Linked DNA regions of Mus musculus: all the other regions are linked to region 3. Evidence: chromatin contacts called from ENCODE Hi-C or POLR2A ChIA-PET data. All regions are on one chromosome and are shown on one strand. Each heading gives the region's core, a stretch centred on a gene start or an enhancer-like site at or near the end of the contact. The rest is flanking DNA. Distances are from core to core; before and after follow the strand shown. Region 1 overlaps Mthfd1l (methylenetetrahydrofolate dehydrogenase (NADP+ dependent) 1-like). Region 2 overlaps Mthfd1l (methylenetetrahydrofolate dehydrogenase (NADP+ dependent) 1-like). Region 3 holds the start of Akap12 (A kinase (PRKA) anchor protein (gravin) 12).

Region 1 (3,941 bases), core at 383-2,882, 140 kb after region 3:
AGAATCTATTGAATAGATTCTGGGTTCAGATTTGCCATGAACCACCAGCACACACAGGTCCTCCAGCCTATTGAGCCAGCAGAGAGGGAAAGAGGGAAGGGGCTGGGGAGAGAAAGCTAGTGGGAGAAGACAGAAAAGGAAAGAAAAGATGGAAGGAGAAAGAGAGGAGAGAGAAGAAGAGAGATGAGGCGGGAAGGAAGGAGAGAGAGGCCTCTCTAAAATTATGCGGGTTTTTTTTTGTTTTGTTTTTGTTTTTAAATATAACTAGATTTGGGCCATATGACTGTAGCTGCTTTAGAATAAAGCCAGCTAAAAATCCACAAGGTCGAGGTGGCTGAACTTGTATGAAGTAAACAGTGCATTCTATCCCTTTGCCCTGGGACCCGCTTTCCCCAGCCTCCCAGTCTGAATTCCTTGTCTTTCACCAAGACCGCCCCAAATTATGATTGATGTCAAAGCTGCAATAAAATGATACCATAGTTTCAGTTCTTTCCAAAAATTTAATGAAATCAGGAAAACTGGCGCAGGTCCACAGAGTCAGAATCAAAGCTGGAGACCGTGATCATTGCTTCAAAGACACGTAGATGAGTTCAAAGGAAACGCAGCTGCAGACAAGTATTGGTCCTGTCTTTATGGAGACCGATGACCCCTCCAGTGAATGGACCCTTGTTGACAATGCCAAGTGCGGGCAAAATGGTAATATTCTTGCCAACTTGTGAGAGTTTAAATTTCCTACCTTTTCTATACCGTCATGTTAAGCTGTCGTGGGATATGGGGTCAAATTAAAATGTTTACTCCACTTAATATCAAAAAGCTTAAGCAATTTCTACTAAGTTAGCTTTTGAGAAATGATTGGGCGATCTGCTCTGAACACTTAAGAGACTCTTCTGGGATTAGTGGGTGGAGACACAAAAAAGCCAAAAGAGTCCAGAAAAAGAGAGGGGAAGGGTTAGGGTGTGGGAGAGAGGAGGAAGGGGGGGAGGTCAGGGAGTGAGTAGGGAAGCATATGGTTGTTGTAATGAAACCGGCAGTTCAAGAGGGCGCTGACCCAAAGCTGCAACTCAGAGCCCTGAGGAAATGCCTCAGGATTCCAAAGATCTGCTAGCATTAGGAACCAGTTCCAAGAACAAAAAAAAAAGTGAAAAACAACACTGGAAGATCCTGAGGTGTTTCTACCTCCATCACCGATATGATCTTGGCTCAGGTTCCCTTAGCTGGGTCACCAGACAAAAGGCATCCTCCTCCTCAAACCACAATGGAGCTTTCTACTCCAGTGTGGTCCTGCAAGCGTGCCCGTTACTGTGCATAGAAGGACCACAATAAGCTTTCTTAACCAAACACGGGGGCTGCCATCGGATCTGTACTGTAGCTGTCATTTAGGTTATGCAGAAGTTTCCTCTGTGGCCAACGGCCCCAGTCAGGGCTGAGTTGTCTGGTTAATGTTGCGCGTCCCTTTCATGGTGTCATGCTCTAGAACAAGCTTACTAGGCACATGTGACTCTCAAGTCTTCCCACGTTTATAATGCCCCCGCAGTCCTCAGGCACACAAAAAGACAGCAAAACATGGGGTACGACGGAGTACATTGGCTGGTATCTCCACAGCTCTGGCAAGCAGGAAGGAGTGAATGGTGAATCCTAGATGGCAGGTTGCCATCCGGTTCCAGTGTGGGGTAAAGAATTAACCACACAGCAATGCCCTGCCACTGGATGGCTTGCAGACCATGAATCAATAAATAAATGAAAATACACATTTATATGTCACTATCTGCAATGCAAGCTTCTATGCCATCTATCCATCTACTAGTCTATCTATCCATCCACCCACCCACCCATCTGTCTGTCCTCTGTCCGTCCGTCCATCCATCCATCCATCCATCCATCCTACAGTGCTAAAGATTGAATTCAGGGCCTTGAATTACCCAGCAGGCATTGTACCACTTATTTTTTTTTATTGTTTTTTTTTCCTTTGAGATGAAATCTCAGGTATCCCAAGCCAGCCTCAATCTCACTATATGCCTCAGCAACCAGGTGCCCCTCCACTCCCATACCATGCACACACACACTCAATAAATAAATACATGTAAAATTACAAATTTAAGGCCTTTCCTTTGCCAGCACATTTCTGGGTACCACAGCTGATTCTTGTACGTGGGGGTGACCTGGAATACCTGATCCTCCAGCCCCTGCCTCCTGGGCACCCGGATCACACCGCTTGACACCACACCTCATTATTTCTTTCTGATGTTTTCAGACTTAAAATGTGGCATCTACTACCTATAAAAATGATAAAAAGTTGCTGAGTGTGGTGGTGCATGCCTTTAGTCTCACCTCTCGGTAGAGAGAGAGGCAGGCAGATCTCTCTGTTGAGTTTGAAGCCAGTATAGTCTACATAGAAAGTTAAAAAATAGTCAAAGCTAAAACAAAACAAAGCAAACAAACAAAAACAAGGGGGGAGGGAGGGAGAGGAGGGAAAAGGGGGAGTGGAAAGTATAAATGTTTAAATGTGGTTGGTTCTAGTGATGCCATCACTGTTAAGTTGTCCATGTTCCAATAAATAACTCCCTAATAACGTTCACACAAGCAACCCGAATTAAGCTGAGTAAAACTCATGTACCAGCGCACGCTCGGGCACACCCTTCCTACACGCGCATGCACGCACACCCACACACTAAAACAAACAGAAAGCAGGCAGGAAGACAGCAGGGGGATCTGAGGGGATCTGAAGGCAATAAGGGGCTTGGTGGAGATGGCCGATGGATGAGAGACAGTGCTGGGGAGTGAGCGCGAACAAAGGACATTGCATACATGTATAAAGTTGTCAGCTACACAGACTTAAACATGGCGGAATGGCATATGGTCTTTTTAACTGGCCAAACTAGTAGAATTTGCTTTCCTAGTTTTAACACTAAAATGGAGTGCACTGATCTACCCACACTGTTTGTATGTGCTGAGCAAGAAACAATATGGGCAACAGTAGGAAGTTTGTGTATGTACAAGAATCAGCTCAAGTCTGAGAGAGCTCCCTGTCTTAGGGAGGCTTTCTATTGATGTCTGCAACTTGTGTTTGAAGAAGAAAATGAAGTCTCACAGAGAAGACTCCATGCAACACAAAACACACCATGAGAAGGAGCTGCAGCTATATACTAAGTTATGCATTGAATGACTTTTTATCTCCTGCATCCCAACCGCCCTGCCCCCAACAGAGCACACAGTAGCCTTTGCCAGTGGGAAGTCTCTGATGAGTGACAGTCACTGCTGTGCTTCCTGATGTCCTGAGTTTGGAGGCCATTCTCTCCGGCACAGGTGGATCCCTGCTGCTGGGTCACAGCAATGATGCTAGGCTGGCCTGACAAACAGGGCCGCTGAGTACTGGTCTGTTTGCAATGGTAGAGGAGAGGTCCTTCTCCCAGAGTCTTATCTTAGGTGGGCCTCTGTGACAGGCACAGGGGGCGGAGTGGGCAGAGCCACCTCAAGGAAAGGAGGACAGAAGCCATCAGTCTGCCTACAGCAGTGGCTGAGACCCGATCAACTGCAGAACTTCTCCTTTATGTGGGCCAATTTGTTCTTCCTCTTTGTCCAAGTCTGAGCCGAGTTTCTGTTATTTGAAACCACAGGAGAGTTCTGACAAACAGGTCTAGTTTAAGCTCTCACCCGGCCTTGCAGCTTGGAGAAGAGGCGGTATTGGAGCAGGCCAGCAAGGAGTCAGGAGTAAGGTGGGGCAGCCTGGGGCTGGAGGGCAGGGCTGGGCCTGGGTTCTACAAGACCTTTCCTTCAGAAAAGACAGCCCAGGAAACAACACTACCTGCTCCCCTGAAAATGATAGCACAAAGCCAGAAAGTGAGCAGACATTTGCTGCCTTGGTAAGGAATAGGCAATCACTTATATTAATATTAAAAGTTTTTTTTTCTCCCCGGGACGGGGGGGGGGGGGGGGGGGGGGGG
Region 2 (3,954 bases), core at 1,341-3,840, 160 kb after region 3:
TCAGGAGGTAGAGGCAGGCAGATTTCTGGGTTCGAGGCCAGCCTGGCCTACAAAGTGAGTTCCAGGACAGCCAAGGCTATACAGACAAACCCTGTCTCAAAAACAAAAACAAAAACCAAAAACCCAGCCCTGTATGTCATAAACCTGACTTAACAAAAAAAAAAAAAAAAAAAGAATTCAGTCTAGGCATAGTAACTCATACAACGGCAGCATTTAGAAGGCAGAGGAACTGTGAGCTCAAGACTAGCCTGGGATGTATAGGGAGACCCACCAACCAGCCACCAAGAAAGCCACCTAGAAAGAACTCCCACTGTAAATTCCTTCAGAGTCCTTTGTTCGAAGCCTCGATGTGATATCAAAGAAAAACAGTCACAGAAAAAGCCAACTTCAAATGGACATCTGTTAAGAATTCAAGCTTGGTTGGATACCTCTCCATGCTGTTTTGGAAATGTGTAACTGCTTAGGAAAGCTCTTTGAGAAGAAAGAAGTCCTTTGCCCCCGTCTCCACCCCAACACCGAGTGTAAGAAGAGCACGGGACTAATTAACAGGGAGAAATCTCTGGGTTTTCTCCCTTTTGCAAAAACAGGGAACACATTCAGACACACCACCTTCAGAGAACATGTCTCTTAGGGCCACTTCAGCTCCTTCCCCTTGCTTGAACGCAGCGCGCCGCTTGCAGAACATGACCAGCAGCCCAAACAGGCAAGACGGAGACATGGGGTCAGATCCCACACGCTGGGGAACTCTGATTCTCCTGAAAGTGTTTGGCCCAAGTTAAATATTGTTCTAAGTGCTTATGGTTTATCATTTCCCCATTTATCATATTTTTTATGTTATAAAAGTGATATACGCTACTTCACACTAAGGGTTTGGTGTGGTCTTTCTGGTCCTTTCTCTAAGGAATTTATGTTCCAACATTACTTCACATATATGGCTTACAGAGTAAATAATATTTCATGCCAAGTGATTAAAGAGGCTTTGTAAATAATTAAAGGCTGAACCAATGTGATAGGACAGAGAACACCTGATATATATATCACGAATCTCTTTCATCATGAGATTATTTTTTGAAAAGTTACACAGGCTCTTGGGTTTATTGGCTATTATAAATCACCAGCTCCAAGGAATAGAGTAGTTTATAAAATTTGAGGTTGGGAAAATTATAAGAAAGTATTTGCTCCTTCTGCCCCTGCTCAAAAAAAAAAAAATGCATTTGGCAAATGATTTCTTAGGAAAAGAGGCACTGAGGTGTGCACTATACCAGTTGACAATCTTTTATTATTTCGTAATTTTCAATAATATGTTGGGGAGAATATGTATATGTAATGTCATCCTAAAGAAGCAGGGGCACCCAGGAATACGTTCCTTAAATTCTTTTACAATAATTAATTTTGTGTATGGGTGTGTGCATGCATGTGTGGCATTCTGTGGACAATTTTTAGGAGCAGGGTCTTTCTTCCTACCATATGGGTCCTTGGGATTAAACTTGGGATGTTGTTAGACTTGGTAGCAAGCATCTCTATCCACTGAGCCATCTTGCCAGCCCAGGAATGCATTTTTACATAGGGACAAAGAAAGTGACTGTAGAAAAAATACTTGGCTACCCTCACACATCCAGAAAGTCTTCGGGATGGTGAGCCGAGGGGTTTCTATAAAAAAATCAATCGTGGGGAGGTGAAATGGGCCAGAGAAGCCTCCACACTAGCCATTAGAAAGTGTTAATCAGCACCAATTAAAGCAATTACCAAACAGAATGCGATGTGACAGCTCAGCCCCAAAAACACAGGCGACAGCTAGGCAAGGAAGGAAGTTCAGGTAGGTGTCCAGCCGCTAATACCCAGAAGGACAAAGAGGTGACGCCTTTCCAGCATTCCCCATGTGATTTCCCAACACCAGTCAAGCTGACCCCAGTTACCACTCGCGGGTGGACTGGCTTATGCTGGAATTCTTTGTTTTCAAGACTTAAGCAGCAGCAGAGGTACAGAAGGGCTATCTGCCTGCCTTCAGGACACACCAAGAGGGGACCTGCCCCTGTGTTCTAAAGCTCACAGTGTTCTGTCCATGTTGGACATTTATTTACCAGAGTCTCTGTACCAGAAACCCACACGGGAGGTAAGGGACCGCGTTCTTCCCCATGCATGCTGGAGGTACCATTAATGACTTGCTGAATAAGAGAATGAATGAATGAATGAATGAATTCTATTGAAGAATGGAGAACAGTTCTGATTGTGGACGTCAGGGAGTGGGGATTGGAGGTTAGCCTTGTATCTCAGTATCTCCGATGCCTGATAGCAATTGAATGTGGAATGACTAAGCATAACATTGCTTCATCCAGCTAGAATTTTCCCACCTGCAGGGGTCAGTTCCCTGAGTGTCATCCCGCCCCCCACCCCCCATTCCTTCTCCTTAGTCATCCCACCAGGAAGTTACCACAATGTCTCTCAGAGGAGTGATGAATGCTTGATGCATTCCAGCAAGTCTGTGGGAGGGCCCAGAGTGCGGACAAAGAAAGTAAATTCCACCCTTATTAGGAGATCCTGGCCTCCTGGGGGAATTTGCCCAGCTTGCATATGGCTTCCTGTACTGTCACAGAGTGCCTCCAAGTGACAGTGTCCTGCCTTCCTGGACCCCCTTTACTTAGGCCTCACTTCCTTCCTGATTCCTCAGGCCTGATTTCGGGCAGGCAGGGACACTCCCTCTGTCCCTGAGAGCAGCCACCAGGGGAACTTCTGCGTTGAGATAACGTCACTGATGGCTCACTCCAGGAAACCTGTGAGTAGCTGCTGCTGCTCCAGGACTGTTCCATGCATTCATTTATTACAGGTCATAAGTCAGAGAGCCAGGCCCAGGAACAGGCTGGGGGAAAGAGTCCACGCTGATTTTACAGGACAGCTTTGGTCTTAGCCTGGCCATGGAGGTGGGGGTGGGGTGGGGTGGGAGATTCACCACAGGACCATCTTCCTGGCTTCATCTATGTTTCTAAGAGACTTATTTCCTATGTCCCGACAACCTTTCAAATGAGCTAACACTAGACTCAATTCTGTCTACCAATCAGCTTCTTCCCTATGTTCAGGGTCACAAGGTCTCTCTCTCTCTCTCTCTCTCTCTCTCTCTCTCACCCCCCCTCTGTCTCTCTCTGTCTCTCTCTCACTCACACACACACACACACACACACACACACACACACATAAGACAAGGTCTCACTATATAGAGCACGGACTCAGTATGTAGATTAGACTGACTAGTCTCGGACACACAGGGGTCTGTCTGCCTCTGTCTCCTCAATACTGTGATTAAAGGTATACACCACTGGCTTTTTCTAATACTTTACTTAATAATAGTGTGACTCCTGAAAGCCACTACACTAAAATGTTTCCTTTTATGTTTAAATGTGAAATGTCCCCACTTGACAATTTTATATTATTTCATACTTTTCAATAACATGTTGGGAATAAGATGTATGTGTAATGTCATCCCAAAGGGACACACAAGATGTGTTGAAGAAGGAAACAGAGGGTGGGCCACTGATTCCCCCTCACCCCTGGGGTAGCTGTTAGGGTCCTGGCTACTGTGAGCAGCCAGCCCCAACTTGCCCATAGAAATACAATATCGTAACTCTGAGTTGCAGCAGAAGTCGGTCACTGGGCCACACTGCTGCTGAGTCAGCAGACAGATCTTGAGACCACTCACTCTCTTCTCTCTCCCAGAAGGAAATTCACTTTATGCCTCTGTGGCTCCTGAACACATGATCTGAAAATAGAAGGGCCTGGCCCGAGATGGCAGAGGTGTATTTTCACCCTGTTATTGGTGGAAGAGTGCTTAGAAAACCAGCAAAAATTGTCAATTCCATCCTGCTGTGTGATTCGTAGAGTTGGCAGAGCATGATTAAGACGTGACAGCAACACAAACTAGGAATAGCTTTGAGGTCTGGTACTCACCGTTCCCACCAAAGG
Region 3 (3,873 bases), core at 1,271-3,770:
CGTGGTGGAAAGAGTAAGAGAGGACTTAGAGGTGCTGAATCATTCTTAATTCTGAGATCCTACTGAAAAGTCTTAGGTCTTCAACCCTAGGTAACCTGTGGGTGGAAGGAAGTAACATACACGTATGTGTGCAGCAAGCACGTGCATGTGGATCGATCCATCTTCAAATTGATAACTGGGAAGCGGGCCAACAAATTAATGGTGTCACCAAGTCATCTTTTAAAAGAGACTGCTTGGATGTTTCAAGATGGCGGTTGATGGCGAGGGGGAGGGGGGATGCAGGCTACGGGATGGCGTGGAAGGAAGAAAAGAAAGGTTCATAACTTACTGTAAACAGATAATAAACCTTGACGTCATATAAAAACCAAAGTTAAAAAAAAAGTCTCCTGACTGCAGATTTTTAGCAATTATATCTTAAAATGACTATATTTCCAAACTGGAGCTATGTTGATGGTGATCGCCAGCAAAGCAAGGTGAGGGGCAGTGAGGTGATGAGTCAGCAGATACAGGTGCCTGCTGTGCAAAGCCAGCAGCATGAGTTCCAGCCCCACAACCCACATAAAGGCGGAGGGAGAAAACTAACCGCACAGAGCTGTCCTCTGACCCCCACGCACGCGTGCCAAGGAACAGTTGCCCTGACCACCACCTGCCCAATGTACCCACAAACTAAGCACTAAGGGCAGGTGTACTCAAAGAAGTTTCCAAAGAGTGTTACACGGAGTATTAAAATGTAAATGAGGCATCCAAAAGATGGAGACTGACTGGATGGCAGAAGTCTCTCAGAAGACCTGCGCATCTGAGGCAGTGAGGACTTTGGACTTTATAAGTGGTGATGAGTTAAACACTGGAGGCAGGAACTGTTAAGAGAGGCCACCCAGCCTACATTATACTAGGCAACATAAAGAGCTCAAAGCCATCAGGTCCCACCTCTGTTAGATTTACCTGGAACTCAGTGTTTTATTCTCACACAAAGATGTTTCCACTTCCTGACCCATTTCTAAAGGTCCTCGCTGCTCTCTATCACCAAATTCTGAAATTGGTTGGTTTTTCCTTTAAGTTGTTTGGTTGTTCAACACGTTTCTGTAAAACTATCTTAAATCCACCCGAGCGAACTCTTGCTCACAAACACGTGCTGGAAAACAGCCAACAGGCAATGTTGCCATCCGGGCGTGGCTATGAAATCATTTGAGAGGCTGAGGCAGGAGGACTGCCACTAGTTGGGCTAGCTAGTGAGTTCCAAACCAGCCCTGGGCTACAGAGTGAGACCCAGTCTTAAAACAAGTAAGCAAATTAATTAATTAACAACCCTAAACAATAACAAAACAAAAGGAACAGAAGTAAAATACAATAATGAGAGCAAGACACAAAGGTAAAGGCTGTGATGGGCAGGGCAGGGTCAAATATTCCAGTCTCAAACTAAGCATCCCTATAAAATGCAGTATATCTAGAGCTTTACAGTGGACTCGACAGAAAGAGTGCAAGGAACGCTTACTTAAGCCTTTTCCTACATCCGTGCAGAACTTCTAACTCCAATGTTTGTTTATCCAACTGAGTCCACAGGCAGTAAACTGTGAGAAAGGGAGACAGGACTCCAGGAGCTTTGCCTATCCCTCCATTCGTGCTTCTGCTCCGGTTCTCTCTGTCTGGAAGAGAGCTACATGCATGGCTCTCTGCATTAGCTAGGCGGTGTCCCAGGCGCTGCCGCAGGACTCTGGGTACCAGACCTGGTGGCCCGGGTGGAAGCTGGTATCAAGGCCAACACTGGGCGGGGAACCTAGAACCTAGGTTTGCCCTGCTTCAAAGCAGGTCCCGACTTCCCCACTCTGGGACCTGGGATCTAGGGGTGTGTAAAGTGGCTTAAGAAGCCTGGCCGTGGTCAATTCTTACGGATGCCCCACCGGCCATCCCCCAGGCTGCCAGCCCACCGGAAGAGAGAAGAAAGACTAGAGAACGGCGGTCAGGGCAGATATGATGGTTGCAGAAGGGCTGGCTAGGTCGCCGCCCTTAGAGACCCTCCACAAAGATGCCAGCCCCGCCCCGGTGCAAAAGACCCCAGAGACTGCACAGGGCTGCGCTCGAGTTTGCAGATGGGCTGTACCGGCGGGAAGTTGTGGCAGGCGGAAACCGCCGGGACGCCCCATCTCCATCCCGCCCCACCCGGGCAGGTGGCTGCAGCTTACCTTGGTGGCGGGGTCCGCGTCAGCGGGATCTCCAGCTGCTCCCGACGCTTCCGCTGCGGGCCCATGGCCACTGAGCTCCAGCTCGCTCGGCGTGTCGCTCTCCGCCGGCTGCTCGGGGCTCCGCTGCTCGGTGGAACTGCCTGCACCCATGGCTCAGTGGCTTTCCTACTCTCGCCGGCTAGCCGTCTTCCTGGGACCGCGGAGAAGCAGAGGGGCGAGGAGATGTGCGCCCAGGACCACAGGGACTAAGGGGTGAGGAGCACCCGCTCTCCACGATCCTGCTGAGAACACACCCGGACTGAGAATGAAGGGGACGCGCTCGTGGCAAACTCCTTAAAAGAAAAAAAAAAAAAAAAAGCCACCTCGTAGCCTCCTCCCCCCTCCTTGTTTTTCCCTCCCTTCATCACATGAGCACAGCCCAGACACGCCTTGCAGCATCTCCCCCTAGGCTGCTAGGACCAGAGGCTCCGACACCAGGCCCCCAGCAGCCCACCCCGCCCCCAGGGCTTCTCGGGTCATTAAAGGGGGACGAGGGGTTTGGGGTCTGTCCCAGGGCTGCAGAAGGTTCAGGAGCAGCAAAGAAGGGGGCGGGGGCAAAAGCTTTGTTTTTTTAATGTAATGATTGATAACCCAAGGTTGGATCTTCTGCAGACTAAGGATTTACATTTGACCAGGCGGGAACCCAAATCCCCATTTGCTTTTCTTCAGGTTGGGTTTGACTTTAAGCATTTGTTTCTAGCTTTCTCTCCTTCAGCCGGAGAAAGGAAGCCCTCCTGGGCTGCTCCTGAGCCTGGCCATATTAGGGCGGCTCACGTGGCAGGAGCTGGGAAACCCAGAGGTTGATGCAGTCAGGCCACCGCTGAGGTGGGCCCAGCGTCCCCATGATCCCAGCCAGTGATGTCAGCTGATGCCATCAACAGAACTCGCCGCCCTCTTTCCCCGGGGAACGCGCGGGGAAATGAAGCTGTTACTGGAAATGTGCCTGTCCTTTGAGCGTCTGATGCTGAAGGTTACACATCCAGGCCATTCGTCTCTCTCCCGACGCTTAAACACCACATTGGCTTAGGTCTGCTTAGTCGCCATCGGCATTATCAAAACACGAAGATTTCTCTCGTACTAGCAAAGAAAGGGCCTGTCTGTTTTCTTCCTCCACTTGATTAAATACTCATTGTATTAACATGGCAGCCAATAAGTCTTAAATTGAAATTTTGTTAGATTACCCGTCACTAAGCATTAAAATGCTAGGGGGAAAAGATGAAATGATGTCAGGTGAGCCCGGTGCCATGATTCGTGTCTGAAATCCTGATGCTTCAGTGGCTGAAGTTGGAGGGTTAGCTTGAGCCTGAGGCCTGCATGGGGTAGGTAGTGAGTGAGTTTCAGCCAAGTCTGAGAGCCACAAAGCGAGGCTCTGTGGATGAGTGAAGGAATTAGTGATTTAAAATCAGTAAGAGCATTGAATCTAGATGCCAGATAAATATCTTGTCCCTAGATTTGATACAGGTTACTTGAGTATCAATGAAAACATTAATTTAGCTAATAACACTTGGTCCTTATTCATGGTCATTTAAGTGTTTATTGGGAACAACTCGGTTTTTCAGGATAAAATTTGGTTTCTCCACTTATTTCGGAAGGCCAGTTTCTTTGGGGTTCATTCATTTAGAAACAGACTTTCAAGTTGCTTTTAGTTATTTGT

The links. Hi-C counts contacts between places; a loop is a spot of excess contacts on that map. ChIA-PET counts read pairs that join two places held with the same protein, here RNA polymerase II (POLR2A).
Region 1: POLR2A ChIA-PET joins it to region 3 with 20 read pairs in Patski. The contact joins the enhancer-like site here to the promoter of Akap12 in region 3. A Hi-C loop is called at or near these places in 1 of 37 maps with a recorded cell type or tissue (v-Abl transformed pro-B cells). POLR2A ChIA-PET finds 5 or more read pairs at or near these places in 2 of 5 experiments (Patski and embryonic stem cell).
Region 2: POLR2A ChIA-PET joins it to region 3 with 41 read pairs in Patski. The contact joins the enhancer-like site here to the promoter of Akap12 in region 3. A Hi-C loop is called at or near these places in 2 of 37 maps with a recorded cell type or tissue (both v-Abl transformed pro-B cells). POLR2A ChIA-PET finds 5 or more read pairs at or near these places in 1 of 5 experiments (Patski).

The regions. Positions count from the first base shown.
Region 1 is chr10:4,126,177-4,130,117 of GRCm38, reverse strand. The region is part of intron 26 of Mthfd1l (methylenetetrahydrofolate dehydrogenase (NADP+ dependent) 1-like); the gene reads right to left. Among named protein-coding and RNA genes, the nearest start is that of Gm25515, 24 kb to the right of the region's middle. Within about 2 kb of position 1,632, at least 2 of the 3 ENCODE cell types and tissues checked have a DNase peak (open chromatin) inside an H3K27ac peak, as active enhancers do.
Region 2 is chr10:4,106,515-4,110,468 of GRCm38, reverse strand. Mthfd1l (methylenetetrahydrofolate dehydrogenase (NADP+ dependent) 1-like) reads right to left here. Exons shown (of 28, transcript NM_172308.4): 26 at 3,940-3,954. Among named protein-coding and RNA genes, the nearest start is that of Gm25515, 4.2 kb to the right of the region's middle. Within about 2 kb of position 2,590, at least 2 of the 3 ENCODE cell types and tissues checked have a DNase peak (open chromatin) inside an H3K27ac peak, as active enhancers do.
Region 3 is chr10:4,264,976-4,268,848 of GRCm38, reverse strand. Akap12 (A kinase (PRKA) anchor protein (gravin) 12) reads right to left here and starts at 2,520. Exons shown (of 4, transcript NM_031185.3): 1 at 2,181-2,520. The coding sequence starts at 2,330.